2 separate regions of the Mus musculus genome follow, and region 2 is linked to region 1. The links are chromatin loops, found by intact Hi-C in ENCODE. Cell type or tissue: left cerebral cortex. All regions are shown on one strand. Links, peaks and the distances in the headings refer to the core of each region. The heading gives the core; the rest is flanking DNA.

Region 1 (16,190 bases), core at 5,311-13,310:
ACAGTGTCTCATGTTATGGCGACCACCAACCATAAAATTATTTTTATTAGTACTTTATATCTAAGTTTCCTTCTGTTATAAATCATAATGTAAATCTGTGTGTTTTCTGATCATTTTAGGTGACCCCAATGACCACCCAGAGAGGTCAGTTGAGAACTGCTGAGGTAAGGTATAATACACCAAAATAAGAAAATCACTAAGTGAATGTGTTTAAAATAGCTAATATTTCTTACACACATATATGTACTTACTAAGCAATACTTATAGATTCATCAATATCAAAGATGGGAGTGACCATGAACACAGGAAACTGTGACACTGTGATACATGCAAAGAAGCCTAAGACACAACTGCACTCTCTTTTAAAACTCCAATGTAGGCAGCCAGTCACAAAAATAGTTCCAAGGCTCTTCCTTTATTGTAATGTTTGGTTTGTTTGTTGTGTGTGTTTTCTGTTGTTTGCTTAGTTTATCCACACTTACAATACAGGTTAGTAATACTTACTGGCATGGCTTCTGATTTACAAAACGCCTTAAGCCTTAAAGCTTTTAGAGTTTCTTCTAAATCAGCACTTCTTAAAAACGAAGACTATGGATTGCCTGGGGATTTGGGTAAAAGGCGCTTCGGACTCAGTGCGACTGTGACTAGGACCCAGGATTCTGCATTTCTAGGGACCACTCACTCCTGTGACACCCACTCTAAACCACTCTCAGAGTGGTGTGGCTCTTAGTGACCTAAACACTTTTAAAAAGGCACAGACAGAGAAACAAATGAAAGAGCGGCAAACAAAGGAGACAGAGGTAACGGCCATGTGTTTGGTCCTCTGAAAAGGGATAGAAGATGATTGGAACATTAGAATCTTCTCTACACACATTAAAACACATTTGCATTCTCAAAACTGGCACTAAGGAATTAAATCCAGTCAGCAGCCACATAAAGCAAAGTTGCAATGTTGGACTTTCTTTGGAAAAGAAAATAATAAGTTTTATAGGACTGTGGAAAAGTAAAATGCAATGGCTAATGTAAAATCACACACACAGATACACACAGAGATACACACACACACACACACACACACACACATGGCCCACACTTTTTTAAAGTGTTATATATTTAACAATAAGTACCATTGCCTTGAAGAAAGTAGTGTGTAGACCCACTTTCCCAGATAAAAACGATTTCTGGTAAATAGCTTATGTACTAGGGAAAGCATCAAATGAAGGAGTGTTTCCTTTGTAAAATAATGAAGCATTGCCACAGATCTGCAAGCAAGGTGCTTTTGTGCGCGGCTCCACCCAGATATTTACATTTGCCGAAGAAAGATGTCAGTTTCATATCTTCACTTTATGATTTTGTGATGTGCAAACTAAATTTTTGCTATTTATCACTACTTCAGGTTCAAAATATGTTTTGACCCACTATTATTAAAAATAATAGTGTGTAGTTACACGCTCTTTCATTTGTTTCTCTGTCTGTGCCTTTTTAAAGGTATTTAGATCACTATGAACCACACCAATCAGGGTTGTTTTGAGAGTCAATATAGTATAAAAAACAGTATGCAGATATTCCTCTAAATAGTATATGTTGGTTTTGCTTTATTATATCAAAGTACACTAGGTTGCATCATATCCTATATTATAGCACCACTTGTAGTCAGTTCTGAATAGTGTTTATGAGACAGTCAAATGTCCAAAAGGGAGTTACAGTTTACTTAGCTTGCTTGAGCAGGAGGAAATGCAGTCATTATTCCACTACTCAATATCTCTCAACTAGATTTAATGGAGCAATTTCCCTCAACACTTAGCTTCGTACTTTTCTGAAAACTTCTACACCTGAGACTTCTTTACAGTAAGTAGTTTCAAGTTTATATTCAATAGAATTGCATTTGGGCTTTCATTATTGATATAAATCCACTCAGATGAAAGAATGAACAAACATTTATTTTCAACCTCATGCTTTCAGAATATATAATCCTTAGATCATGTTACTAGTGGCTATAAGTTTAGATTAAGAAATATTTTTGTCTTAAAGAATGGAAGGACAGTTATGATTCAGTTATCAACATAAATAAAATAGATCACTCATTTTCGTGGCAGCTAGCTTGAGTTATTCTATGCCATCATGATAAAACAATTAGGTGAGTTGAGAATGTTACTTGAGTTTCAAGCATATCTCTACCCCAGAGTATTGCTGATACACTGCATAATGCTTTCTAGGAATGAGACAAAGGATGGCTATACAATATATATTAAAGCTTAGATGAAAATTTAGAAAATCAGTAAAAAGCCAGTCTCTGAAGATCCTCTGGCTTCTCTTTATTTACAACCTTAGCATGGCTTCCTCATTGGTGATGGTCAGTTTCTCCTCCCTTGTCCTGGGGTCAGACCAGGTCAATGCCTGGCCACACCTACTACACAAGGCCATACCTCTTATTAATGCCACTCCCTGGAACAAGCATATTCAAATCACTATAGTGTTCAATCAAAACTTGCTAAGGTTTGTCTCCTTAGCCTTTAAAACTACTAGATTTTATAGTAGTTGATTTATAGAGCCATGCTGTAGAAATAAGTGATTGCTACACCCTAAAGTTTAGTTTTTAAATATTTATCAAATGTATAATAATGAAATCATGTTGATTCCCATCAACTTTCACTTTCAGTTAGCTATTATGGCAACCATTCAGAAAGATCCATAAAGTTACAATGGACTGGAGCCTAGCAAACACAAGGTGACCAAGCTTTCAGCAAGTTGTGATGGGGACCCTATGGTGGTCTGAATATGCTTGTCCCGGGGAGTGGCATTATTAGGAGGTGTGGTCTTGTTGTAGTTGGTGTGGTCTTGTTGTAGTAGGTATGGCCTTGTTGGAGGAAATGGGTCACTGTGCGGGTGGGCTTTGAGAGCTTCCTTCTAGCTGCCTGAGGATGCCAGTCTTCTCCTGATTACATTTGAATCAAGATATAGAACTCTTGGCTGCTTACCCAGCACGGTGTCTGCCTGGAAGCTGCCATGCTTCCAGCCATGATGATGATGATAGACTAAACCTCTGAACCTGTAAGTCAGCACGACTAAATGTTTTCCCTTATAAGAGTTGCTTTGGTAATGGTGTCTTTTCTCAGCAATGGAAACCCTAAGTCTGACACAAAAGTGAATTCAGTTTTCTTGTTTATGTGTTTGTTGGTTGGTTGGTTTAATTTGGTTTTAGTTTTTTGAAACAGTTTCTCTGCATAGAAACTGGCCTCAAAAGCAGAGATCCACCTGACTCTGCCTCCTGAGTATTGGGATTAAAGGCATGTACCACCATACCCAGCTAAAATAAATTCAACTTCATCACAGCATTGGGTGCTTAAATGTTTTCTGGGGATTTCACTCAACAGTAAATAACCATAAGATTAATTTAGATTTGAGTAGTAGAAAGTTTACTGATAGAAGTGTGAACTGACATAGGAAAAGCTAAATGGAGATCATATGGTTATTACTATTTTGAGTTAATAGAAGGGCAAAGGCTGTAATGTGAAGCTGTCTGGGAAATAGACGTATTTACAGAAATCCTAAGATTAAACATTTGCAATTTGAGTTAGCTGGTTTGTTCCGACAAACTAGGTAGAGTACAGAGATGTTGCTGAGAATAATGATACTTTCTAAAGTTTACTGATGCCCCTGGAGCACCCCTCTCCATCCCAAAGCAGAACTGTGATATATATATAAAAAAAAAAAAAAAAAAAAAAAAACACAAAAAAGCAAAAAACAGAGTAGATGTTCTTCATCCCCTCAGCCTTGTTCCTGGGGGACTCAGCATAGAAGTATTACTGGGTGACCCAGGAATAGGCTACCTGCTCAAGAGAAAAGAATTTAGAGAACAAAATGTTCATAAGCAGATAGTGTATAAGGTTCAGAGAGCAAAGATAATGCTTTCGGTTCCTGAGTAGAGCAAATGTTGGTAGCGACCCCCAGATTGTTTCAATGAGCCATGACAAGGCTAGGGAGTGACTTATCTCACTTGGGATTGATGGATCTTCCTGTATCACTCCTGTCTCTACAGTTTATCGTATTTCCACAGAGCCCTTGGGACAGCACTGAAATAATAAGATAATAATAATAAGCATTACTGGTCCTACGCTAGTCAGTTCTCCACCTCTGGAACAAGTACTTGAGGTAATCAACTTGTAAGGAAAAAAGAATTTTTCTGACTCACAGTTTGATTGTAGTTCATGGTCAGATGTACCGGCTTTGGGGCCAGTTTTAAAGTAGCACATGGTGGGAGCATTGAACAGAACAAAACTATTTGCTTTATAGTAGGGACAGTACTCTTTCTGAGTTTGCCTACAGTGACCTAATAATCTCACTTCATAATGTCTCCACCACCTCCTAACAGTACCACTCTGGGGACTTTGGAGGAACAGTCCAAAGAGTATCTCCTAAGAGGTGCATGGAAGGACCATGAAAAATGATATACGGGCATTCACTGCCTGAGGACAGAGAAGTGATTCCTACAGTCATTGGGCTGCAAAGCATCCTAAGACCTATACATGCCTCAGAATTGAATTCCTTAGCAATTCACAAGCTCACTTCTAAACAAACTACTGAGGAATGGAGGAAAGTACAAACTGTCCTCAGTGAACTTTCTGCTACCTAACGAAATTGGGTTTTGTTAGGGAAATTAAGTTTAGCTATAGAAAAGGGTTGCTATGGTTCACAGATGACTTTAACAGTGTCTATAATGTTGTCCCCTTACGTTCTAAGGCAAATAAGACAAAATGATTTTACCATCAAGCTTGATTGGGCCTGTTCATATTATGTGCTTACTTTGGACAGTTGTATTATTTTACAGGAAACATATTTTACAGTGGTAGTTTGAATAAAATGGTCCCACATGCCCATAGATTTGAATGTTGGGTTATTAGGGAGTAGTCCTACTTGAAAGTGATTTGGAGGTGTGACTGGGGATGGGCTTTGGGGTTTCAAATGCTCCAGCCAGGCCCAGTGTCTTTCTTTCTCTTCCAGCTGCCTGCAGATCTAGATGTAGAACTCTCCGCTGCTTCTCTAGCACCATGTCAGCCTGCATGTCTCTGTGGTTCCCATTATAAGAAAATGGATTAAACTTTTGAAACTGTAAGCAAGTCCCAATTAAATGCTTTCTTTTGGAAGAGTCGTCATAGTCATGGTTTCTCTTCACAGTAATAGAACACTTACTAAGACATTTTGTGAAGTAAAATGTGTCCATTCCATTATTGAATTTGTGGGCTAAACTCTGTCCCTGAGGGTTAGTGGCATCTATTACAATTTAGGTAATTGCACCAATATTTTAACTGTGTCATCTTATGGAATGTTCTCAGCAATCTCGATGGATATGCATCAATTATGTCTTCCATTTTTAAAAACTAAAGAATGTAAATCTAATTAGAAACACTCTCCGGGCATCTTGATCAGAAAAACAAAGATATAATTTGCTTTGTTTTTTTTAATAAACAAATAAATAAATAAATATCATTAAAATACTGAAAGAAAAGCTGGGCATGACATGCCTATAAATTCCAGTATTTGATAGGTGGAGGCAGGAGATGAGAAGTTCAAGGCCAGCCTTCTCAAATACATTGATATTTGATGATGAGGAAGAAGAAGAAGAAGAAGAAGAAGAAGAAGAAGAAGAAGAAGAAGAAGAAGAAGAAGAAGAAGATGATGATGATGATGATTCAAGCAAAGAAGTTCCAGCTAGGCTCCCTGTCAGACAGGGAAGAAAGGAATCAGCAAGGTAACAAATCTTCAGTCAGAATGCTGTTACTTTCCAAGTGAAATCCATGAAATTAGGGAAGAAGACCTCCATGGAACCTGGTAGACAGAGTAAGTAGAGGAAAGCATATGAGGGCTACCAGCCAATTAGCAGTGCTGGGAGGAAAGCCTCTGAGATATAGCTCAAGTCTGGAATGAGTGGTAAGTGACTTTGCCATAGTTACACACACACACACACACACACACACACACACACACACACACACACACACACACAGAGCCATTTACCATTTACAACCCATTCCCAAATCTCTTTTCTAAGCTGATTATGAAATATTGAAAGATTTGCTTGTTTGTTTGTTTGTTTTTCCTTTTGAAGATGTATTTATTTTCTTTTGTCTGTAGGAGTGTTTGCCTGCGTGTATTTGTGCACACCAAGTGAGTGTCAGTGCCAGAAGAGGGCCGAGGATCCCCTAAAACTAGGGTTATGGACAGTGTGATCTACCAAACCCAACCCAGATCCTATGCAAGAGCAGCAAGCTCTCATAACCCTCCTTACCTCTAATCCATCGCTCCAGCCCTGGATTTTAAATCTTAAGACTATTAGTATTGCTTAACCTTAGGCTTCTAACCAGAGAAGAGAAAAAAGATAGAACTAAACGAAAAGAGGAAAAAGACTCAGTGTCATGAGAATGGGAAAGATAAAGCACGGTAGGAAGATGGGCCTGGAAGAAAGGCAGGGCGAACACAAAAAAAGCAGCTAATTGTTATTTAGCCACAAGCAGATCCTGTGTCCTGGAACTTAACAAGTGCAGTTAGTTGTCAACTTAGAAACAGTTTATTTTCCTCAGGAGTGTTAGTGTATCCAGACATCAGTGTCTTTATGTCTAAGATAGCGGGATTAGATGACCATTACCATGTTTAGTTAAGTATCTCTACTGATGCAGAATCCTCAGGCTTTTAAAGTTGCATCTGACATTCGAAAAATAGCAAATAAATAAACTGTAATACTCATTTCCAGCAAATGATTTAGAGAAAGCTATTAACTTTCCCTCAAGCCCAAAGTCACATGTGTGAATATCAAAGAAAAGGATTATTTATATCACCTATTCACTTAAATCTCATACCTAAGTTAGCAGAGTTAACTTCTCATGGGGTCAGAGTCATTTCTCCCAGTCAGCTGTCACAAGACCTTAAGAACTGTTTCTCTGTAGCATCTGTGTCTTGTTGAGGTGGGTCACCTAAACAGCTATCGTTTTTCTAGTCATTGCGGATTCATCTTGGCATCCAGAGCACTCCCCTAATCTTTATGATTCCAGAGCCGCTGTTGACTTGACTTGGATATGGGCTTTCCCCTGGAGGTGGCTTTCCCTCTGCTGGTTTAGGTAGGCATCCACTGAAGGACCTTTCCAGAACTTCTTTCTGCCGGGAATGCAAGGCAAACTCGTCAGCTTGAAACAATGGGTGGGAACCAGTTTCTACGTTTTTCCCTAGAACAGAATCCTAATGGCCTCGAAGCAAATATCTCTGAAAGACAATGCAGATAGTAGACAAACGATATCCTAAGAGATCTTCAGAGGTAGCTAAGGCAGCTACATGGAACCAGAAGGCCTTTTCTGGCTTACCGTGTAGGTTGACACACGAGTTGATAAAAGATTTTGGAAAAGTAATTTAGTAGAAATAAAACTAAGGAGACTAGCCTTTGAAAAGACCTTTAATCTCATAGGGAACAGCCAGCATAAGTTACCTAACCTTTACCACACCGACTTTCCCCTGCCATTCCTGGTTAAAATTCACCCTTTTATTTTTTAACAACATACTGCTAACCACCCTCATTAGATTAGTATGACAAATGCAAGTGCTGAAATAGCACGCCGTTCCCATTAGCTATGGGTGTCACACCCTGATAAAAATAAATAAATTATTCATAAATAATATATTTATAATTTATAATAAAATGTATTATAAATTTATAATTAATCAAATAATTAATTAACAATTGCTTCCCTATCAGCCGGGGACCCAGGTTACTGGTCTTTTCAGGTCTTCTTTCCAGCTAGATGATCAGTTCTTTCAGGGTTCCATTTTATCTGTTTTCAAGCCCTGGGATTCCTCTTCATCCTTCTCATGAGCCCGTGCTCCTGCTTCTTGGAAACAATTTTAAAAATGTACTCTCTGTCCTTTCCAGTGTGCATTGGGAGTGTTTGCATAGGAATGCTTAGGTAAAAATTTCCTTTCATCCTTGAGGTGGTGGGGAGTAAACTGCTTAGTTACTGTCTCTAATTAGTTACTCTTTCCTTTAGTAAAAAGCAACTATAGTTTATCTTATTTTTCCTTACAATAAGACAAAGGAGGCTGGCCAGCTTTTGAAACTGATATTTTAGTTGTTAACTTAAAAAGAAAAACTACTTTGTCAAAAAATAAAACAAACAAACAAACAAACAAAAAACATTCTCTCACAGTCAAGCACATATTCCTGCGCTTGGATCCTCTATGGCAGAGGATGTAGTTCAGTGGTAGAGTGTTTAATCTCCAGGCAGAATACACAAAGCCCTGGGTTCGAACTCGTCGATCTTGAGCCAAGAAAAAAAAAAAAAACAAAAAAAACAAAAACAAAAACAAAAAACTCTCTAGTAACAAGCTTGAACCTCTAAGTAAAATTTTCTGCAGTTGAAAATACTCAAAGTGCTTATGGTTACTGTATAACCTGCTGGTAGGGATTTCATTTTCTTTATTGCAGAGGCGCCCACACAGATTGCTTCGTTGTGTTTATATTTAAAAAAAAAAAAAATGTTCCCTCAGGTTCCCAGCCATCTCGCTTCTATATCTTTCTCTGTGAAACAAGGAGACAGATCAGTTCTACGTGGGCGAATTGGGAGGGGAGGCAGCTTAGGACAGGGCAGAATTCTTTCTGCAGAGCCGGATGCCCATACTGGGCATCTCTGCAGACTCTTGGGCTCCCTCCACCCCTGCTGAGATGATGCACTGGGAAAACACGCGCTCTCCCCTGGATGCCTCTCTGTAGGTTTATAGCTGGGAAAACGTTGCCTCGAGTCTAAAATATCTGCCCAAACTGCCTAGCTCTGATGAAGGCTTTCTCACAGGCTCTCAGCTCCCCGCCGGCACTCCCCGCCCTCTGCTGCCAGAACCTTGGGGATGTGCCTAGACCCGGCGCAGAGCACGTCCTAGCCAACTGAGAGCAGAACAAACCCCTGGCGAACAGCCAAGAGGCTCCCTCCCAGCCACCGCCCCCCGCCAGCGCCTTTCCCCCCTCTATACAATACAAGATCTTCCTTCCTCAGTTCTCTTAAATCACAGCCCAGGGAAACCTCCTCAGAGCCTGCAGCCAGCCACGCGCCAGCATGTCTGGGGGCAAATACGTAGACTCCGAGGTAGGCTTGGGTGAGGGCTCCAAAGTGCCTGCTTTTGCTATCTTCCACTCCAAATGCTCGGACTGCTTTCCTCGCCCCAGCCCGCTCTCCACCTTCGCGGCACTCGAGCTGGCACCTTGGAGGAATGGGCTGGGTGGGGAGGTGAAAAGCTAGGAATGTCTTAGGGCTTCCTTTTGGAGAGGAGACCAATGGAGCCAAAAGGGGAAAGAAGGAGACCCGGTCTGCCAGACTTAGAAAAGTTTTCCAGATGACACGTTCGCGAGACCCCACTGCGGTCCAGCCCGTACCTACTGGGAGGCTTAGGGCTGCTGCTCAGTGTGTGTGTGTGTGTGTGTGTGTGTGTGTGTGTGTGTGTGTGTGTGTGTGTGTGTGTGTTCGGGGGAAGGAGATTCATTTGGACAGTGTCCCCCCACCCCAACCCCCCAGGAGCCTAAAGTGGCTGGCTTGGGCAGCGGCATGCGTGTATTGCACTTAGCGAAGTTCTCGAGAACTTCAATAGTTTTTTCTGCCCCTGAGAGGCCCGGGCGGGGGGAGTTCCGAGGTGGGGGAAGCCTCCTTCCTCCCTCACAAGTACCACCGCCATTGTCAACTCCTTCTTGGCACTCAGGTGGACTAAACGTGGAGACCCCGGTTCCCAAATAGGGCTACGATTCAGCTTGGAGTAGACAGCCTGAGAGTGATCTAAGTAAGGGTGGGTCAGGCAGTTCTTCAGATGGCATGTCCTCTGGGGCATGGGGGTGGGGGTGACAGGTCTTGGCACATGCCTCAGCCTAAAGAAGTATGTTAGATTGTGAGCCACTTATTCACCCCCACGGCCTAAGAAAAACCAGGGAGTAAAGGTGGGTTTTAAAAGGGGGTAGGGGCTGTGGCAGGTGCAAGGAAGAAGCACGGAGGGACAGTGAAGATGGGACCATTACGTCTGTCAGTTTGGTCCAGAGTGATCTTGATAATGTTGAAAGGGACCTTAGGACAGTGTTAAGGGTTAAGAGAGGGACCACGGAGCAGGTGAGGTTGTGGGGTCATAGGTCTGGCGGAGAGAAGGAATACAGAGGAGGAGGAACGGGAACCCCAGCCCCTGGGCTGGGGAGTCAGGGCCGAGAGCCGTGGGGAGCAGGAGGGCGCATGGGACTTCGCCCTGACCCCTGGCGGCGGGCGCGGGAGGCAGGCGCTCTCTGCCTGGTACCGAGGGGTGTGGTGTCCTCCGCTCCGTCCTCTTAAAAAGCTTGCAGCGCTGGAGTTTTCTGTGTGCAAGCCTTTCCTTCGAGGTTGAAGCTAGCAAAAGTTGTAGCGCCAGGCTACCCCCGCACAGCCAGGCTGACTCTTGACTCTTGTTTTTCTTTCTGAACTTTTCTTCCCACCGCTGTTGCCGCCCTCCCCTGGCTTGGCCGGTTGCCCTCACAGGGACATCTCTACACTGTTCCCATCCGGGAACAGGGCAACATCTACAAGCCCAACAACAAGGCCATGGCAGACGAGGTGACTGAGAAGCAAGTGTATGACGCGCACACCAAGGAGATTGACCTGGTCAACCGCGACCCCAAGCATCTCAACGACGACGTGGTCAAGGTAAGCATGTTGCTGTCTGGGTCCCACAGTGTACTCTCCCAAGCTTTGACAGACAAGCACTCCTTTTTTGAGCTTGGCTGTGTGTGACCCCCTGCGGGTCTGGTGTCAGAAATGTCGCATCTGCCTGCCTCTTCCTGCTGGCAAGTTCAGCAGGAATTTAGCCAGTTGATGTGGGGGGTCCATAGAACCTTAGCCACGAGTGCCCCACCACACACATGCACATTACTTGGGAAGGGAAAATTATTATGGTCCATTGGCAGGTTAAAAGTCCAGTTACAGCTCTTTTCCATGTTGGTAAAATAATTGTGTGAGACTTTGTGCCACTGGTGAATAACAGAATACAGAATGAGCAGATTCTGTCAGCTAAATAATCTAAATGATTAGCATAAAAATATGAAATGAGTGGAACCGATAACATATGCAGATATGTGTACATATTTTGTATGTAGTGTATGTGTGTGTGTGTGTGTGGTGTTTTAACTATAGAAACATGGCACATGTGCAAGGGTAAGCTCATTTACCAAACTGAAAATCATTTCCACCTCTTGACTTCTGGATCCCTCTAGTTAAATGTGTGCGTGTGTGGTGACAGCCAAGGTCAGCCTGCCCTGGGCTAACAGAACTCAAGATTGGTGTTCCATTTTCAAGATGTCCTTGCTGAGATTTAAAATACCTTACTTTCCTGAGTTGTTGGTCAGCATAGACTTGACACAGTGGTCTGTCTGACTTTCATTATCATTTTGCTATTCAACTTTGACCCTTTCAACAATTCTGGCTCAAGGAATTTCTTGTCTGAATCTGAGTGGGTTGAGAAATCCTGGACTCGAGCTGTCCTTGGCAGAGGATTTCCTCTGAGTGGCCTGGAGGGCCAAGGAAAATCCTAGCTTCAGGGGTTCTAACGGAAGACACTGCCCTGCCCTGCCCAGCCCCTGATTCACCATTGAGGAGGTGATGCAGTTTCTACCCACAGCCTTCTATCTATGGATGGGAGGAGCTCCAGTACAGTTTCACCTTTATGAATAATATATTTCAGAGAGAGAGGCTTAATCTACAACTACAGGGAAAGTGTATCTGTCAAAATTGACTCCCTTGGTTTGCTGGTAGAAAAAAAGGAAAATTGGACCATTTTCTCTTGGCCACATTGTGGAATATTTAAAACCAGCAATGAAGGCACCTCATAAATTGGAAGTTAAGATTGCTAAAAAATCCGTTTATTAGCCACACTTCCTTAAAGGGGAAAGAGCAGTTTTCTTTTCACCCTTCTTGTGCTGCGTTGGTCAAAGAGGGAGACTCCAATTATAAAAGCAGATTTCATGATTACAAATTGGCTCCCTTCTATGGAGCCTCCCTGTTGTTGCAATGTGGATTCCCAAGAGCCAGAGAGCCTCCTGAGATGAGTCAGAAAGGCCAGCAGTGTGGATTTGGGTCCCCACACATAGCATGACTAAGTGGAGAGAGAAGGCCCCACTGGGAAAAGAGACTTCAACACAGATGGAAAAAAGGCATAACAGGCTTGGAGGAAATAGCAGTTTACAAAATACTACGTCAAGAGTGAGTGTGGAGCTCCTCAAATTAGAGAAATTAGAAGAGCTAGAGCAATACCTGCCTGCTTGCTCACAGGAGGAGCAAATCCAGAAAGACAGACAGACAAGAAAAAGCTAACCTTGAGAAAAGAATTTAGAAGAATTTAGGCAGATGTCCTGCCCAGGAGGTTATCTTCTGAAAGCATTTGTTTTGCAGAGAGAGACCCAGGCTACCCCTGCTCATAGACTCCTCCCCTCCCCCACAGAACTAGCTAGAAATTTTCCATCATAGAAATCTCTGCTGGACAGTGTCTTGCTAGAGTGTCCCCTGCTCTTCACCGATACCTTCATATCCAGTTGAATAACACAACTAAACAAACCTTCTATGTAGACAAGAAATGAGGCCCAGATTGAAGGTATAAAGAACACCATAGTCCAATTCGTCTCAGTCCTATGTATCAAGTGTGGAGGCATGGAAAGGCCCCAAAGGCTGCATGCTCTACACTTGCACTTCATCAACACAGAGCATGATCACCTAGCCCTCTGGCAACAAGAATATCCATTTCAATATAGAATCGATTGCCAATATAACTGTTTTCATATAGAGGCTTGACACTTCACATAACGGTGTATCTACATATATACAAAATATTATGATTTGAATGTTTTCTTAAGCTTCTTTTACCCAGATAGTTAAACGTTGGATTCACCATTCTTCCTCTGACATTTATAATGTTCATTCATTTGCTCATTACCCATGATTAGAATTCGAAAGTAAAAAAAAAAATGCATTAAAATATATGATCTTATTAATTGCTATTCAGCTTATTACAATGTTGTGATGTGTTAGGCTGGATTTTTATGATTTAGTTTTTAAAATAAGTCCAGCAGATAAAAATATTACTGTTAATACTGCTAATAAAACAAGAAAGATATGTACATATTACAAAAATCTTAATCTTGAACACACACACACACACACACACACACACACACACAGAGCCACAATGGATCCTTTAGTTTTGCCCTGACTACCAAGATACATGTAGCTCTATTATTTGTTTTATTAGCACAATTTATTTACTCTCCCCCACAGGTGGTTTTGTGTTCTCTCTCTCTATCTCCCTCTCTCTCCTGGCATGTAGTAATATGAGGCTCCATTGCACTGTCAACTGCATTGTCATTTTAGAAATAGACTAAATATGTGCTATGCTAAGTCAAAGTAAGTGGTATCGCATATTGCAGAATAAAATGTTCTCAAAAGTGATTGTCACTGATACTGTCAGGAAGATGTCACAGGAAGAGCAGCAGGTAGGTAAAAGATTCCTTAAATCCTTTAATGGAGGGGGTCAAGAGGAGCATGGGATCTGACCTAGGTGGGAGAGCACAGTCTATATGCAGAAGCTTAGGAGGGCAGGAGGGTGCACGGAAGGAGACCAGACTGTTATATATTGTATTTTGAGAATATTCTCTTCCATACCTTCTTACCCTCCATCTTCTCACCCCTCCCTTTCTTTGATCCCCCTAGACACTTCCATATTATTATTTTAAATAAAGTTTGATTACAATTTTTAATTTTTGAGATTATAATTATGCTCCCCTCCCCACTTCCCTTTCCTCCTTCCAGCCCCTCCCATTGTAACCCTTGACTTTTTCTCAGATCCATGGCTGCTTTTTCTTCAAATATATGTGCATATAAATTTCTAAACATAAAAATATAGCCTGCTCTGTCTATATAGTGTTGTCTGTGTATGTTCGCAGGGATATTTGGTATTAGATGATTAACTGGTATGCTGCTACCTGGGGAAGACTGTTTCCCTCACTCTCAGCATTCCTTAGCTGCCTGTAGTTTTTGTCTAGGGTTGAGGCCTTGTGAGTATTTCTATCCCTTAGCATGTCTACCATGTCATCCTTGCTAAGGTCTTGTTTAGGCAGCCATATTGGTGAGGCTTCATGGGTGTTGCTGCTCTGACGTTTCTAGGAAACACAGTGTCACAGCAACCTATGTATTCCTCTGACTCTTCTCATCTTTCCTCCCCCTCTTCCACCACAACCTCTTAGTATTAGGTGCAGTTGTTCCATGCAAATTTTAATATCTCACTTTGATTGGAGTCTAGGAGCTCATGTGGCATAGTAGAACACGATAAAAATGAAATGAGAGATTATAACCAAGTAGCAGAGTCCTGAATATCACACTCAGTTTAAGATTGTAGGCTCCCAAGTCCGCAGCGGGAAGCTGTGGCATAAATGAAGGATGGCGTTGATATGAGAAGCTAAAGTTTTGGAAAAGACTAGGGTTGAAAGCACAGCTGTGACGTAGCCATACTGGGTAAACAGGAAAGGGCTGAAATGCAAGTAGTCCACAACTCACCATGGTGCAACCTGATTATTCAGTTTTCCAGACTACAAAAATAGAGCAAATTCAGTAGGAGCTATGCTTCAAAAATTTGAATCTTGACCTTTTCCTACTCCAGCAGTGATATGTAGCACAATGGTCTCTTGTGATGCTGGGAGGTGGGAGTGAGACATAGCTCCCAGATAACCACACAATCCCAAAAAGAAACAACCACCAATACTACAGTATACCATGTGGCTGAACAATGGTGTTCACTGGGTTTGGTCTGTTAAATACATCTTTGACATGAAATATTCTCAACGTATAATGGACTTAATGATTCCATGGTGCAGATGTGATATGAAATGAATGATGCATACACTAGAGATAGAACCATCAGAGCACAAAACAACATAATTTATGGGAACGTAATGATTAGTTGCCTAGTTTCTAGTTCCCCCTTTTGGACATTAATAAAAAATTAGGGTTAATGAAGTTTTAAAAAGATCTCCATAGTTTCAAAACGGTGCTCAAGACAGATCTTTTGAAATGTACCACCAAAAAAGAAAGCATAAGATTACATAATTTGTCATGGATTATTGTCATGGGGAAGAAATGGGCTTAGTGATCTTTGGGATTAGCACTGAGACAAATCGGAACATCTGGGAAGAGGTCTTTGCTCAAAAGTAAAATTATCTGTTTGCAACTTTGTCTCCTAAAACGTGAACATAATTAGATATGGACAAACTCAGTTTTCATTACTCATGGAGCAAAGTCATGTGTGTAGTGAGCAGAACATTATCAGTGAGGTTTTCCATGCCTCTGTGACCATTTTCTATGAGAAAAAGTCTAGAAAACGTTGTGACTGATGTCAGATAAGGATTATTTATAAAACTAAGCCACTTTAGTATACAAATAATCAAAGCACACTTCCAATACCATGGTGGCAACCTTTTCTGTTGGAGTTGATAGACATTGGACTTCTTTGTTTAAGGTGCTTCTTAAAATGGTAATAAATATGCTGCAACAACTGAAATCATACCTAGAATTCAGGATGTCCAGGTTATAAATCTTACATCCTTGATTGCAAGTTTTACATATTATTGAGCAAAGCAAGATACTAAAATGAGAGACATTATTTATTCCTAAGCATATGAATAAGTTTATGTTCAGCCAATAATTACATAAATATTATATAATATTTTATTCTTATATATTAATGCATAATATATAATATATTATGTATTTTACATATTATATTTTAAATGCTTCTTTAAAAATTGCTTTTTTCTTATATCCATCTCCATATTAAGGTAAAAATATAGTGAGAAATTGTTTGTCTAAATTCTGACTTTAACTGAATTGAAATCTATATTTCTTATTATGACAAAGTGTACTATATATCCTTGAATTATGAAGAGCCCATGATATGGGATATTTTTCCATTAGCAGCAGTGCTGGCTACATTTTCTAGAGGATTGAGTTATGAACAACTGCAGTAGGGAACAGGATCTAAAAGATCCAGAAATTTCAAAAGCCACCTGCTTATGCATCCTGTTCATTCAAGTGTATACAATAGCAGGTACTTTCTAGCTCTTTCTAGTTTACCCTACTCTGAAACAGCAGTTCTCTATGACTGAATTCCCA
Region 2 (16,190 bases), core at 5,589-13,588, 160 kb before region 1:
AAGGCAGGATGGTTAGAGCTGGAATTGACATGTTCTTTTTAAAGGCACAGGAGCCTAGGCAAAGAAAATCTTCTCTTGTTGGGAGATAGAAAGATTTTTGTTTGTCTTTTTTATGACATAAACTCCAATTCCCTGCATGTTAGTCATTTGTGTTTTATTTTCCATGAGGAATTTTAATGTACCCACTCAAGTGGTACTCCTGAATTTAACTATTTAAAACTCTTGATCTTTCATTTCTCAAATTTAGTTGGGTAATCTCTTTTGCTTTTATGGGTAACTCATAAATTAGCATCATCCTCCCTGAGGATGAAGAGGGGCTCCAGTGAGCTCAGCAGAGCATGGAAGCGGGGTTTATTTTGGCAGAAAAGGCTGAAGTAAACAACCAGGAATGATTGCTTTCCTTTTAAAGTCGGAAAAGAGGGGAGTGTCCTATACTGTGGTTGACTGGGATCTTCTTCTTGGATGCTAGAAAGCCCTGAGGTTGCTTATTTGTTTTAAAGATTAGTTTTCTTCCAACTTTGCTTTGTTTATCTATCAGGAATAACTCTATTACAGTGTAGTCTGATCATCTCGGTCTAGTGTAGGAACTTAATCTAAATCAGTGGTCACCAATACATGCCATGCAATATCACTCTACGGTAAGAGTACTCACTGGTGGTTTGATAGTGTTGTGTCCAATATTGTCCATATTTTCACAGTACATTATCCTGTTTCTTTTTATGAGAGACTTTACTTTCAAGGTAAATTTCTTTTGGGAAGACATCTACCTAAGTGCCACACATGCAACTGACCCCAGGTAACATCTACGGTAGAACCACTTGGCAAGAGGGTTTGAAGAAGAGGTATAATCAGTTCAGCTCCACCCATGGAGCAAACGCCTCAAGTGGGAGAAAAATGCTGTGGATTTGTTCTAGAGATTTCAAAATAAAAGGCACCAATTCAAAAGATATCAACCCAAGGGGTGACAGGAGTCTCCTTACATGTTTCTCTACATTGTGGGTTGTACCTCTATTTGATCTTTTCAGGACATTGTACATATCTCTAATGATAAAAATTTTATGTGTGTATGTGCACACGTGCACTTGTCTCTCTGTGTGTATATAAATAAGAAAGACAATCTTGTAACTAATCTAGCAAAACATACTTAAAATTTAACATTTGATCTTCATCCAATGATATCTTTTTTATACCCATTGGTTAACTGACAATCAGAAGGAGGGAATCCATTGTAAAGTGAATCCTTTGCTTTCAGCAGATTCTCTTTGCTCTATTGTCATCAGAGCTGTCATCTTATTCAAAGTCCTCAGACTCCCTGGTTGTCAGCCTTCACATGTGTCTTTGAAATGGCTTCAGTAACCATCTCTAAGCTATTCCATTGTCTCCCCTAATTTGCATCAGTCTGATTCATTCATTCCTTAGCTGGGTTATAGGGTAGCTTTTCCCCTGTCGTACCCATGCTGTTAAGCTGCCTCTCACTCACTATTATCACAGTAGGATTCAAAATGCTCATTTGGTAAAGGCCTGTTGCTCTTGAAGGAAGACAGAACATTTAACAAATGAGCACAGAGAGCATTTGAGAGTAGCTTTTAAAATAAGATCTGAAATCCATTTTGCCTATATTAAAATAGTTTTCTTGGAGGATGAAAAAGCCTGTTGGCAATCAGAGGCTTGTGTGACATTCAAGTCTACCCAGAGGAAGCGGCCAAGTAGAGAGGCTCACTGCTTTACAGATTTGCATTGTTCTGCTAACTTTCCTGCGCCAAAACCACTCAGTTGCTCCCTTTCACCAACCTCTAAGGTCACAAGACAGACAGTTCTTTCTTGATTACTCAAACAAATACACGTCTGATTCAGAGGAGGGAAAAGAGTTGCCAAACTCAATGCTTAGGAAGGGCAAGGCTGCCTTTGCTTTATAAGCCAGCCTGATGAATCACCACATCCATGACTAATTGTGGTGTTAAAATGTGCCCAGGAATATTGCCTGGTTTTTATAAAGGGAAATTCTAAAGGAGACCCAGAGAAACAAGAAAGAGAAAACGACACTTGTGCACGAATGTGCGTATGGCACAATCATTCCAAAAAACTTAGTAAGTCTCTTGCTCTGCAACAGGCAATCAAATCCTAGAAAATGTGAGACTGGCGTGGATATCAGCATGGCTTTCTTCACAGCAGTTAAGTTTGTGAGCTCAGAAAAGATTTCCCAAATGTTTCCTAGATCTCAGAAGGTTAAACTCAGACATGAAGACAGACTGGTAAAAAAAGACTGATGCTTATATGCATAAAACATATGTGTTTATGTAAATATATGACTATATAGAATATAAATGTAAATATTATGTACATAAGTATGCACATGCATGTTTAAATAGTTACAATGTATATGCAGTGGGTACACTTATATAAAAATCTATTCTTTCTTTGTATCATTACACAGTTATATTATTATTCTTAGTAATATACACATGGTTCTCTCATTGTTCTGAGACAAGTTCTCTTACTTCTTGAGACCCTCTTCTCATAGTGTTCCGCGTGCTGAGAGTGCAGCCATTCTGCCCAGCAAGAAAAACAGTATTCTTTCAGTTAATTATGTTGTCTGTTCTGAAAGACCACACACAAAGGGAAAATTGCAGGACAGGGCAACACAGTCAGTGATGGAATCTACTGAGAGAACTAGGGAGGACGTCTTGGAAGGACGAAAGAGAAAAACTGGAGGGCAAGATCTGAGCAAGTGAGAAATGAGCTGATCCATCTTCTAGGACTTGGAGCAGTGACGTTTTGTGGCAGAGAAAAAGTTGGAGCAGTGAGGGTTAGGAATCTCAGATAGAGTAAACCAGACAGCTAGAAGAGCCTTGCCTCCATGATGAACATGATGACCTACTGTGAAAACATTAGCAAATAGAATCTAACAATAAAGAGAAAGAATAATACATCACGAATAGATGCAGTACATCTAAATGCAGAAAATCTATAAAAAAATCAATGTAAGAACGGCTTTAAGAAAAATGATACAAATAAACAAAATTAAAAGATAAAAATCAATGCAATCATTCATATTTTAAAAACACTATTGTATGGGCACAGAAAAAACATTGGCTAAATCCTGCATCTCTTCATGGTAGAAAGCACCCATTCTGGCAATCTAGGACAGATGTAAACTTCCTTAATCTGGTCAAGGATTCTCTTTACAACAAACAGTAGAGAAGTCGGTTGGTCACCCTACTTAGTGAAATGCTATGCCCTGGGATCAGGAACTCAACAAGGATATCTGGAGCACCATTGTAGGTTGGACAGGGAGTAAAAAAGAAAACCAGCAGGTAAACAAACACCAAACAAGGATGTTGCTTGCTGATCCTTATGCTCTCCAAGTAAGGAACACGCAAAAGGATCTATAAGGACCCACAAGCATCCTAACAGATAATGAATGACTCAGGCAAACTTTCATTGTGTGTGTGCCAGCCCTAGTTTTAAATTCTGGTGCTTTGTGATGAAAAACTAGAAGTTTAAAGTTTAAAATAGCTCAATTTAGAATTAAATGAGCTAACCATATAATTTCTTTAGGTAGGAAACTAACACAAAATGAATGTATGAGAAAAGAGAAAATAAAAAACATTAAAGAGGGGTAAACTCAAGAAAATATGAATATAAAACATTTATAGAAATTTAAGATAATGTGCAAGAAAAAAACCACTGGCTTGAGGAAATGGCTCAGGCTGTAAAAGTCTTCTCACACAAGGACAAAAGCTTGAGTTCTGTCCCAGAAACCACATTAAAAAGCCAGACATAACTCCACACTTGTGATCTCAGCCCTGGGGAGGTGGAGACATTCAGATCCTCAGGGCTCGTTGATTGTCTCTAAGCCAACCAGTGGGATACTTTCTCTGAAAAACTAGAGTGGGTGTTTCCTAAGGAACAATACCCAAGATTAATGTCTAACCTCTACATGCACACAGGAACACATACACTTGCAGCCCATACCTGCATATGAACTTGTGTGAGCACAAAGAAAGATGTGTCAGCAGTCTCTGGATATTGTTCAATGGTGGGAGAGTATGGCATGTTAACTGGCGTTGAGGTCCTAGGTTTGATTCCTGGCACTGAACAACAACAAGGATGATAATTATTGATAAAAATACAGAACACAAAAGAAAAGTGAATATGTAGTTAACCCTAAAGTGGTCAATTTGTCTGTTGATGAGGAATTCCAAATATATTCAATTTTCTGAGATAAGGAATATTTTAGGAAGAAAAATTCCACCCCTAAAATCGAGAGTCCTATTACGGACAAGGTAAGTTTGATGTTCCTTTCTATTTCTTTTAAATTTAGGAAGACACAGACATTAGCAGTTGTATATACATATCTAAAATTCATGGGAATGCCAGTGTTGGAGATTTAGGGTCATCTGTATACAAAGATATTTAAAACCAAAGGCCTTAATAAAGGGGAAGAGAAGAGAAGAGAAGAGAAGAGAAGAGAAGAGAAGAGAAGAGAAGAGAAGAGAGGAGGGGAGGGGAGGGGAGGGGAGGGGAGGGGAGGGGAGAGGGGAGGGGAGGGGAGGGGAGGGGAGGGGAGAGGGGAGGGGAGGGGAGAGGGGAGAGGAGAGGAGAGGAGAGGAGAGGAGAGACAGAGAGAGAGACACAGAGAGAAATAGACAGAAGGAAGAAAAGGATGAGAGAGAACACTAATTGCAGTCCAGCGCTTGGTGGTAAAGAAGACAGACCGGTCTCTGCACCAGAGTCCAGCAATACTTGAGCCAAGGGTGGAGAATGATTTGAAACTTGACAGTGTACTGAGTAACCTTGATATGAAATATTTCCGCACAATTGTTAGAAGAGTACAGTCTCGGCAAAGAAAAGTCTAGGTGTAAAAGAGGACAAAAGAACGAAGTGGCTGATGAAGGAACAAAGGGATGAAAGACTACATGGCGTGATTTGGGAGATAATGCCATATGCTAAAGGATGACGGAAGTGGCTCAGGAAAGATAGAAAATCTGAGGGTTCCTACTCCATTTGTTCTTGTCTTCCATGTACACCAGTTGATGAATGAGGAATGAGATCTCTGAATCATGGTCAAAAACAAGTCAAACGTGCTTAACTGTAATATCCATTTTGTTTAGATTTACTTTCCTTAGTGAATTGTTAATACATGGAAAGAAGTGCTCAAGTTTATAACATACCATAATCATGCATCTATCCAGTGGACTTTAGGAGTCACATTTGACATTGTACTGCATAACAACCAGCTCTGGCTACACTCTCTTTTATCTCCTTTAGAATCTAACACACATAGATTACCATCAACACAAATGCCACTTACCACACCATGCCCTCCCTGTGTCTGGAGCTTGCCCACAAATTGACATTTGGGCTCGATCACTACTTGCATAATAATTGTCTTATTAAGTCAAAACAGGTTGCTATTTTAAGAAAAATATGTATCCAGTATTCATTATGCACTTACCTACCACCAAAACCAAAATCCAGGACAGAGTTAAAAACAGAAAGTGTAACAGTTAGGGTGCAGCTTCACAGACTCCATTCCAAGTACCCCCTCGGACTGTATGGAAGTTGACTGAGCTCTACAGACTTTGGGTCTGGTTGATATTGGTGTGTGATATATATATTAGTTTATTTACCAGATTTTATGATAAAGTGTATAAACTTTAAAAAGTGATGTCATTACAGGGAGGGAGGGAGGGAGGGAGAAAGAGAGAGAGAGAGAGAGAGAGAGGGAGAGAGAGAGAAACGTGATTTCCTTAGTGGGAATAAATTATTGATCCGAACAATCCATTGATAAGATAGAGTTTCTGGCAGTTGCAGTACCCAGTCCACATACTCGTGCTACTAGAACTCAGGGTACATGCTTCCTGCCCCATGCACCCCCACAGTGATCACACTGTGATCATCCTGTATCATAAGCCAGTGGGTTTCAAACCACTGCTGTGAGTTAGTGATTTTCTGGGCAGCTGGTGAGCTATACAACTGAAATCTGAAGCCATGCTTTCAAGAGTCAAGGTGCATCATCCCTAGGACAAACAAGCTGGTGAAGAAAGGAGAAGACATGTGAAGGTCTGATCACACCAAAAGGCAAACTAAGCTGCATAGAAAACACACAGTTATGAATGGGTACTAAAGTGTTAGATTGGAAGATTGCTTTGATGTAGTACAATATTCTCTAATGAAAGATTTAGGTAAAAGTTTCAATTTAAGAAGATAAATACAACATACTCCAGTTTGAATTTGGAGACAGACTATGTGTTCAGTATTTGTAACAGGAAGGCCAAAAGCCCAAAGTTCTAAAAGCAACTTTATGAGGCTGAAGGAATTCCTTTGGGACTTGATATTAAACTATTTTCAGTAGGGAGCAAATATTTTGTTCAAAATGCTAAGAAACGCTTTTGAAACATCTCCTAATAGGGTCATACATGGCTTATTGAAAACCCACAGAAGCCAGTTTGCCCCTATACCTGACAGAGTTAGGGTACATGAGAAACTGGTCAACACTTAATTTTTATTTATTATTTACTTATTTTTTAATTAGGTATTTTCTTCATTTACATTTCAAATGCTATCCCAAAAGTCCCCCATAGCCCCCCCCCCCCACTCCTCAACCCACCCACTTCCACTTCTTGGCCCTGGTGTTCCCCTGTACTGAGGCATATAAAGTTTGCAAGACCAAGGGGCCTCTCTTCCCAATGATGGCCGACTAGGCCATCTTTTGATACATATGCAGCTAGGGACGTGAGCTTCGGGGGTACTGTTTAGTTCATAATGTTGTTCCACCTATAGGGTTGCAGACCCCTTTAGCTCCTTGTGTACTTTCTCTAGCCCCTGTGTTCCATCCAATAGCTGACTGTGAGCATCCACTTCTGTGTTTGCCAGACCCGGGCATAGCCTCACACGAGACAGCTATATCAGGGTCCTTTCAGCAAAACCTTGCTGGCATATGCAATAGTGTTTGGGTTTGGAGGCTGATTATGGGATGGATCGCTGGGTGTGGGAGTCTCTAGATGGTCTATCCTTTCATCTCAACTCCAAACTTTGTCTCTGTAACTCCTTCCATGGTTGTTTTGCTCCCAATTCTAAGAAGGGGCAAAGTGTCCATACTTTGGTCTTCATTCTTCTTGAATTTCATGTGTTTGGCAAGTTGTATCTTATATCTTGGGTATCCTAAGTTGCTGGGCTAATATCCAATTATCAGTGAGTACATATTGTGCGAGTTCCTTTGTGATTGGGTTACTTCACTCAGGATGATACCCTCCAGGTCCATCCATTTGCCTAGGAATTTCATAAATTCATTTTTCTTAATAGCTGAGTAGTATTCCATTGTGTAAATGTACCACATTTTCTGTATCCATTCCTCTGTTGAGGGGCATCTGGGTTCTTTCCAGCTTCTGGCTATTATAAATAAGGCTGCTATGAACATAGTGGAGCATGTGTTCTTCTTACCGGTTGGGACATCTTCTGGATATATGCCCAGGAGAGGTATTGCGGGATCCTCCGGTAGTACTATGTCCAATTTTCTGAGGAACCGCCAGACTGATTTCCAGAGTGGTTGTACAAGCTTGCAATCCCACCAACAATGGAGGAGTGTTCCCCTTTCTCCACATCCTCGCCAGCATCTGCTGTCACCTGAGTTTTTGATCTTAGCCATTCTGACTGGTGTGAGGTGGAATCTCAGGTTTGTTTTGATTTACATTTCCCTGATGATTAAGGATGCTGAACATTTTTTCAGGTGCTTCTCAGCCATTAGAGTATTCCTCAGGTGAGAATTCTTTGTTTAGCTCTGAGCCCCATTTTTAATGGAGTTATTTGATTTTCTGGAGTCCACCTTCTTGAGTTCTTTATATATATTGGATATTAGTCCCCTATCTGATTTAGGATTGGTAAAGATCCTTTCCCAATCTGTTGGTGGCCTTTTTGTCTTATTGAGGGTGGCTTTTGCCTTACAGAAGTTTTGCAATTTTATGAGGTCCCATTTGTTGATTCTCAATCTTACAGCACAAGCCATTGCTGTTCTATTCAGGAATTTTTCCCCTGTGCCCAAATCTTCAAGGGCACTATAAGATTTTCTCCTCTATAAGTTCCAGTGTCTCTGGTTTTATGTGGAGTTCCTTGATCCACTTAGATTTGACCTTAGTACAAGGAGATAGGAATGGATCAATTAACATTCTTCTACATGATAACCGACAGTTGTGCCAGCACCATTTGTTGAAAGTGCTGTCTTTTCTCCACTGGATGGTTTTAGCTCCCTTTCGACACTTAATTTTTTTCTAACTAAACAATAGTCTATCTGATATCAATGAATAGAAATATTAGAAAACAATTATACTTGTACGAAGAAGTTGAGATAGCTCAATCTGTAACATGCCTAACCTAAACCCTGAGAACCTTAGCAGAGTCCCTTGTTCCAGTGAAATGCTCAGCATCTTGTGGGCTGGAACCTCAGTGCTGGGTGTAGAAGGCAGCTCCCTGGGCTCTCCTGTCTGAATCAAGGAGCCGTGTCCTAATAAAACTCTCTTTCAATAGTCAAAACTCGGAATTGTGAGATGCCTCAAGCAGTGAAGAACTTGCCATGCAAGTGTGAGGACCTGGGTTTGAATTCCCAGAAGCCATGTCAAAAGCTAGAGGCTGAAGCACACGCCTCCAGTTCCAGATCTGGCCCATGGGAAAAGGGAAATCCTCACAGCATCATGAGTCCCTGGTGTGTGTGTGTGTGTGTGTGAGAGAGAGAGAGAGAGAGAGAGAGAGAGGAAAGAACATTTATCATCAACTTTTAGTCTCTGTGTGAACTGTGTGAATTCACTCACTCAATCACGTGTAACTTAATACATATGTGAGCACACAGCTGAACTTGCACACGCCCACGCGAGCGCGTGCACACACACACACACACACACACACACACAAGCCAGTGCACATTAAATGAAAAGAAAGAAAATGAATTACATTTTTAACCTTAACTCTTAGGATTACAATTTATTACGAAGGTTAGCACTTTTCTTCTGTGTTACTTGAAACTGACTCTTGACTTTTATGAATCTTTACGTTCCCTGGAGGTGTGAGTGAATTAAGAGCTAAACTTAACTATTACTCTTTTTACTTAATAAAAATAATTACAGTACCTATAATGAGACATCAGCAGCCAAACTGTTTGCGGTACCCTTACAATTGGGAATATGGAATTACTGAGTCCAAACCTATGAAGTAAATGGAAAAGCTTTCTATCTGTAATAGGTACAAGAGTAGACAGGCTAACTATAAGCAAATAGTAACTGTTAATCCTGTGATTCATGAGAAAGACCAACTCCACCATTTTGGCCCAAATTTACTTATTAAAGTAAAGTGCTTATTAAGTATTAAAGACAAGTACTTATTAAATTTTAAATTCTGACCAAGAGATGGACTTTGGTCAGGACCCCTTCTCCAGAGACTTCCCAGATGGAATGATCCCATTCATGTGTTGCAGGAGCTTATACGCACAAGCCAGTAGGCCACTGTACTTTCCCACAAGGCTTTCTCATTTTCTAAGAACTGTACTTCCCAGCATTCCAGGAACTCACCTCGTTCCTGGGGCTTACAGGTTATCTTTGTGCATTACAGTGACACCATCCACCTTCTCTTCTGTTGGTTACCTTTTCCTTCGAAGTTACATGAAGTCCCACATAACTTGGGGGTGACTAGTGTCTGCCATATGGTTTGTCTCACTCCATAACCCCTGATATCCATCATTTTCAACTTAGTGAGAATTAAAATCGCCAAGTCTTCTCTCTGTGCAGCCTTTTATTTTAATCTTTGTTTACAGCCTTCTTGGGAAACACTTTCACTCCCTCGCCCCCTCCACTCCCTTTACTTACATCTCAGGCACTGGAGATTAGTGTTAGAAATGGTGTCAGAGGGCACCCTCGAGAAGCCTATTTTGCAGCTCAAGTGACACAAATATATGCATAGCAACACACAGCTAGTCCCCAAAATAAACTACAATACATTGCACAATATAAATAAATCCAGGATACTTATATCACAGAATCTCAGGACTGGGTGACACCCTTAATTTCATTATTCTCTTTCCTCCTACTCCAGGCAATAGTGTTCTCCATAAAAGCACTGACAGATGGTGGATAACTTGCACTGCTAGTTGGATTTTCTTATTAAAGTGGCTAGATTTCAGAATCTAGCTTCTTGGCAAGGTGCTTTTCAACAGCAGAAATTCATCTGCTCAAACCCCAAAATAAACATGCTTCTCAGAGGAATCAAGAATAGTCTGTAAAACACTAGCCCTTCATCAGATGCTGTTGGTCATGAATTTCACTTCAAGTTAATTATGCCTTGAAAGCGGTGAGGTGCATTGTTCCATGTTAAGAGGCAATTAATATACTGGTGATGCTTCAGCCTATAAAGGATGGCTGTCTGTAACCCAACATTCAGTTTTGTGAGACAATTCCATTTCATAATGTTAAATACATAATTTTACGTACATACAATCCATCATGCTAGACATGACATGGAAAGGAATACGTTTGGGCCAAGTACAACCTACGATAGGGACAGTGAGGCATGGGAGATCGTATCCCGAACTCCAGATGCACTGTCTTTCTTAGTTTGTGATTTGAGATACTGAACTCAGTCAAAAAATAGGACAAAAGAATTTGTGATCATCGTCTACCAGCATTAGTTTGTGTGACTATCTACATAAAATAATTTACTTGAAATAGGTCATAAATTCTAATAATACTGTAAATTTTTATTTTCATATACACTCATTAACTTTCAACATTATCCAATAGAAAATACTACTTCATATTTGTAATAATATTTATTAAAATAACATTGGTTCATTTGAGCATGTAATAGGGAAATATTCTATAATATTTAATAGTATGTAATCAAACACTTAATTTATACTACAATCTAGAAATAAAGCAGAAGCCACTTAAAATGTAGTATCACAATGATGCTGTGTTTATGTAGCATGTGGCTATTTACCATGGATATTGGTTTCAACAAGAGGCCTTATGCTGTATCGTTCACAAAGTATTTAGGCAAAACAGATTTCACACAACTTAGATTATTTTATAAAAATATCCATTTTAATAGGTTTCCCTGTGGTCCTGATTCAAACTCAAATTTCTCTGTTCTCACTTCTTATCTCACTAACTCCTTTTTCTATCATACAATGGAGGGAGGGAGGGAGAGAGACAGAGAGAGAGAGAGAGAGAGGAGGAGGAGGAGGAGGAGGAGGAGGAGGAGGAGGAGGAGGAGGAAGGGCTTCACACAAGATTTTAGATTTTAATGGTCCTTGCAAAACTTTTGGATATTTCAAGTGCAAGCTAACTGGAAACACATGGGGTTGACTTCTGTTTAAGATTTATAGTCAGGGTGAAAGGGCATGGCAAACTACAATGGTTTTACAACGGCAACTAATTTCTCCCCCAATTCATTATTGTTCTACTTTCCTTCTGTTGCTGAGACAAAACACTCCGACCAGAAGCATCTTGAGATGAAATGATTCGTTGGGCTCACACTTTCTGTAGGTCACAGTCCATCACTGAGGAAAGTCAGAGCAGGAACCAGATAACAGGAACCGTGGAGGAACACTCCTTGTTGCCTCACTCTCTGATTTGCTACAGGTTTATGCTTAGCTAGCTTTTTTTTTTCAGCCCAGGACTAGGAGCCTAGGGCTGGTATCACCCAGAGTGAACGGGGTCATCCTACATCAATTAATAATTGAGGCAATTTTCCATAGATCTTCCTGCAAGCCATTCTGATCCGGTCAGTTCCTCAATCAAGATTTCTCTCAGGTGACTCTCAGTTAGGACAGATAACTAAACTTAAAGGGGAGGTATGTGACAGGGACTCAGATAGGAAACATGCCTTATTACCTGATCTAGTGTTTTTGTTCTCCTGTATAAATCGGTACTTTATTCAACACTCAGCTTAATTTAGATTCTTAGCCTGGATGGGTTTTACGTTGAAGGGGACCTTGAGCGAGAAGTATGATCACTTTTCTCGGGCCCCAAATCCATTCTTAGATAAACTGTAAAAACTCTTTTAATTTTAATTAAAACTCTTTTACATTTGTTATATGTGGGGGTCACATTTTGCCACAAATGCAGCATTTTAAAATGCTGTACCTTTCCTGTCTTGCAGTCACACTATAGATTTATGTCTGTAAATTTATATCTGGGACAGGACAGTCTCTGTGGGAGCATAGACTACAAACAACCTGTCAATCTGGGTTGCCGTCTCATCTGGAAGATTGAAGGGGAAGATAATGTCTCCCCCCCCCCTTTTTTTTTTTTTTCAATGAGCGGGGATAAGGGGTTTTTAGAGGAGAAATCAGGAAAGGGGAAAACATTTGAAATGTAAATAAAGATGATACCTAGTAAAAAATGAGTAATGTATTAATGGCATGAGATTTAGAGCAGATGAGCTGGGTTTAGATTCAGGTTCTGCTGCCCTGGAGAAGAGCCTACAGACTTGAATACTCAGATTCTTCAGGGTAACATGGGGCAGGGATATGTATTTTGTAAATTTTGTTATGTTTAAATCTTTAAAATAAACTAAGGATCCATGTGCACATGAAAAAAAATTAGTTTCTTTGTGGAGGTACGACCAAAGGTCTTGGTTTCCCTTAGGTCTTTGGTGCAGTTACTTGGAACTTAACCCTAGAATTCATACACTCTACAGTGATTTTCTTTGCCAAGATTGGTAGGAGAGTCTCTAGTTATGGTGTCCTAATGTCTTGTAACTTAAGACACTGACACTAGGAAGATGACTCAGTGAGTTAAGTACTTGCTGCACAAACCTGACACTGGAATTGAGATCCTCAGACCTGACGTCAAAAAAAAAAAAAAAAAGCCAGGTGTAGTGGCATATTCCTATAGCCTTTGCTTTGAGGAGGCAGATCCAGGGGGACTAACTGGTCAACCAGTCTAGCCAAAAGAGTGCCATCTAAATTTGATGAGATACCCTGTCCTCCCAAAAATAAGGTAGAAGAAGACACAGAAGAAAATATCAGAATTTGAGCCCTGGCCTCTACATGCATAATGCATGCATACTCACAGAGGGTGTGCACCTGCACACATACATGTGTACAGGTACAACACTAACTCATATGAAAGTCTGAGTTGCCATCGTCTTTTCTATATTATATTGGTTCTTAGCAAGTCACAGAATCTGCCCACATTTAAGGAAAGAGTACTAAGCAGAAGTTGAGATACACTGAGAATTGGCTTTTGGGGTCGACCACAGTCTTCACGTGTTGTAATTGAGGTAGCTAATGAAGAAGGCTTCTACAGCTATATATTCTCCTTAGCGAAATTTTGGTAATAATTGAATTAAATTTAATTTAAAAAGTAACTTGGTAAGATTGAATTAAACTAATGTATGGTCATAATATTTCTTCACCCAGCTTGCATTCGGTACTCCTATAGAGTAAGGGGAAGTAAGGCGTTACTATGACAGCAGAAGGAGGATAGCAAATAGCGTTTGTCAGGTAATTATGAAAGCAAAACCTAGAAAGATGCATACCATGGCATGCCTCACACCAGACTAGAAAGCTTGCAGATGGCTTTTTATCTCTTAGAGCCAAAGATAAAGGAAATTTATTTTGCTTCTCCATAAAGCTTGAAAGCACGTAAATTATCAGCTGCAGCCAACCATCTCTTGGAAGAAGCCTACCTCCTACTACACCACAGTGTGGGAGCCAGTTTCCACCTAACATTCAGCTGTTACTTTCCATTAGCTTTCTCAAAATTGTGACCTTTGTACGGCATTTAGAGAAGTGAAGGGAGATTTAGATGCAGAGGCCAGTGCCTCTTAATATTCCAAGTACTGCAACGTTAACAGCCTCTGCTACCGTCTTATCTTATGCATAAGTGCCAAAATGGAATGAGTGTTGTTAGATACTCCACTATGTTCCCAACCCAGATTAATGCGTGTTTGTGTGTGAGTTATGACAATCATTTGCTGAAAACTGAAAATAGGCTAAAAGCAGCCTTACAAAATAGATATCTATCATAAACTCTGGAAACAGTGTTTGGGTATTGCTTGATTGTATGGGGTCAGTTGGAGGCAGTGACTTAATCTGTTGTAAAATACTATTAAAGCTTTCTATAATGTATCCCAATTTCCCTCCCCATGTGATGTTTTCTGTGTCATTCAATAAATGAAGCCATTTGTTAGATAGAAACACAGGGACAGTCTCACAGAGACAGAGATCCACAGGACAGCCTTCAGGCAGGCACAGACTCGGAAGTACAGTGGAAGACACAGGCACAGGAAGAGGGGAGTCTCATAGGACCAAAGTCTGAACTGGCTCTTGATAAAATAACATGAAGTGGAAGTCCTCTGATTTTTGTCTTTACTGGTAACTCAAAGTTTATTATTAATTCATTCAAACCAGTGCATTTTGGTGCCTCATGTAAGGAATCTCTAATTTATTAATTCTACACATAAGACAATATTTTAATTAGAGTTTCAAGAGTAAAACACTGAAAACATGACATGCTTACAGGTGCTAAAAGATAAAGTAGGTTTACTGTATGCTTGGCTGTACCCCTATCCCCAACCCAGGTACCAGTCTTCTTCACAAGATCAAGTCAATTCAATTGCACGTAGGTTATCTAACCCAGAAATAAGTTACCAAGACAGTTGGACAGGTACAAGGTATGCCCATGAAATTTATGTCAATTGGATATTATTAGCCATTTCAGTTATAGACATGTCTCAAAGGACTTTCCATCAGAACACTATTCTGGGGCTGATGAAATGGCTCATTGGTTTAGAACACACTGGTGCTCTTCCGGGAGACTGAGATTGGTTCCCAGGACCCATATCAGGTGGCTCATAATTGTCTGTCACTCCAGCTGCTGGGGATCTAACACCCTCTCCTGGATTCTGCAAGTACCACACCATACACACCACACACACACACACACACACACACACACACACACACACACACACACAAATAATTAACTCTCAGGAGACAGAAATATCAGGCTTCCATCAGCAAGCTCTTCCTGGCATCCACAATAGCGTCCGGGCTTGGTAACTGTATATGGGATGGATCCCCCAGGTGGGACAGTCTCTGGATGACCTTTTTTTCAGTCTCTGCTCCACACTTGGTCTCCATATTTCCATGGTATATTAATTACACTTCAGGGTAAGGCCTAGCAGTGGATGGCCAACACAAAAAATGAACTGAGAGGTAGATCTGCAGACTTCTTATCTCAAATTGCTTTGTCTGGGCATCTTTTGCCTAATTGGCCTTTTACTTGTGTTTTGCTTTCCTATTTTCGTTGTTTTTGTTTGTTTGCATGTATGTGTGTTCCTTTTTTGTTTTGTTTCGCGTTCTTGTTTGTTTTTTAGAGAGAGAAAGAAACATCATGGAGTTGAGTGGGGGATATGGGGAAGAACTGAGAGAAGTTGGGAGAGCAGGAAAGATGATGAGACTATATTGTATGATTTTTTTTAAAAATAAAAATAATAAATTTTAAATATAGAAAAATATGCACTATCTTCTCCCCCTTTTCTTTCAACTCATATTCTGGTTTTTAATAAAGTCACATTCATAATTGCAAAGATAGTATTATTAATATTGCTCATGCAACTTGAAAATAACAAATAATATAATTGTGCTGATCTGTTACAATAGTTATTGGTAGTCCACTGTTTCTCAAGGCCCCAATGGAAGAAATAAGCATTGCTTTCTCACTTTCTTTGATGGTATGCATTTTACCATGATAACTAAGTGTTACCACAATCCTAACACACCCCTTCGTGTCGTGTCACTGAGATCAAAAGAATCATTTCCAGCTTTAAGTTAAACTGCATTTGAATTACCTGTGCTGGGTACCCTCAGAAAGTTCCCATTTCTGCAGAATAATTGTCAGGAAAGAATTTTAGTAATAGTTTGGCTAGACACCCCCAGATCCAAACTTTTCAAGACTAAGTGGCAACATTCAAACCGAAAGCTTATCTTTTAAAAGACTGGATTGTTTCTCTTGGGCCAAGATTGCATGATTTGGGGGAGAGAGCAGGGAGGGGAGGAAGGAAGAGGGACTGCCCCTCTATGAACTGATAACACGGCGGCTAATATCACAGTTATCAAATGCCTTTGCACTTAACTTGTTTAGAACTAAATGTGGAAAAAATGCCACGAGTGAGTCACCACATTGTGTTCACTT

The links. Hi-C counts contacts between places; a loop is a spot of excess contacts. Peaks named below come from ENCODE experiments on the same cell type or tissue, not always from the same donor. Only the 100,000 strongest peaks of a DNase experiment are listed, where the experiment ranks them.
Region 2: it touches region 1 in a loop (2.3-fold over the local background); 1 of 42 quality-filtered maps calls a loop at or near these places.

What each region holds. Positions count from the first base shown.
Region 1 is chr6:17,297,361-17,313,550 of GRCm38, forward strand. It overlaps Cav1 (caveolin 1, caveolae protein), which reads left to right and starts at 8,975. Exons shown (of 3, transcript NM_007616.4): 1 at 8,975-9,119; 2 at 10,521-10,685. The coding sequence starts at 9,090. In left cerebral cortex, for the core only: CTCF peaks have their summits at 8,850 (motif pointing left) and 10,272; DNase peaks (open chromatin) are centred at 8,776, 9,722, 10,340, 10,551 and 1 more place; H3K4me3 peaks cover 2,537 bases; H3K27ac peaks cover 1,786 bases.
Region 2 is chr6:17,141,375-17,157,564 of GRCm38, forward strand. All of the region lies in intron 1 of Gm4876 (predicted gene 4876), which reads right to left. Among named protein-coding and RNA genes, the nearest start is that of Gm4876, 22 kb to the right of the region's middle. In left cerebral cortex, for the core only: no CTCF peak of the experiment used is centred there; DNase peaks (open chromatin) are centred at 9,860 and 10,166; H3K27ac peaks cover 1,146 bases.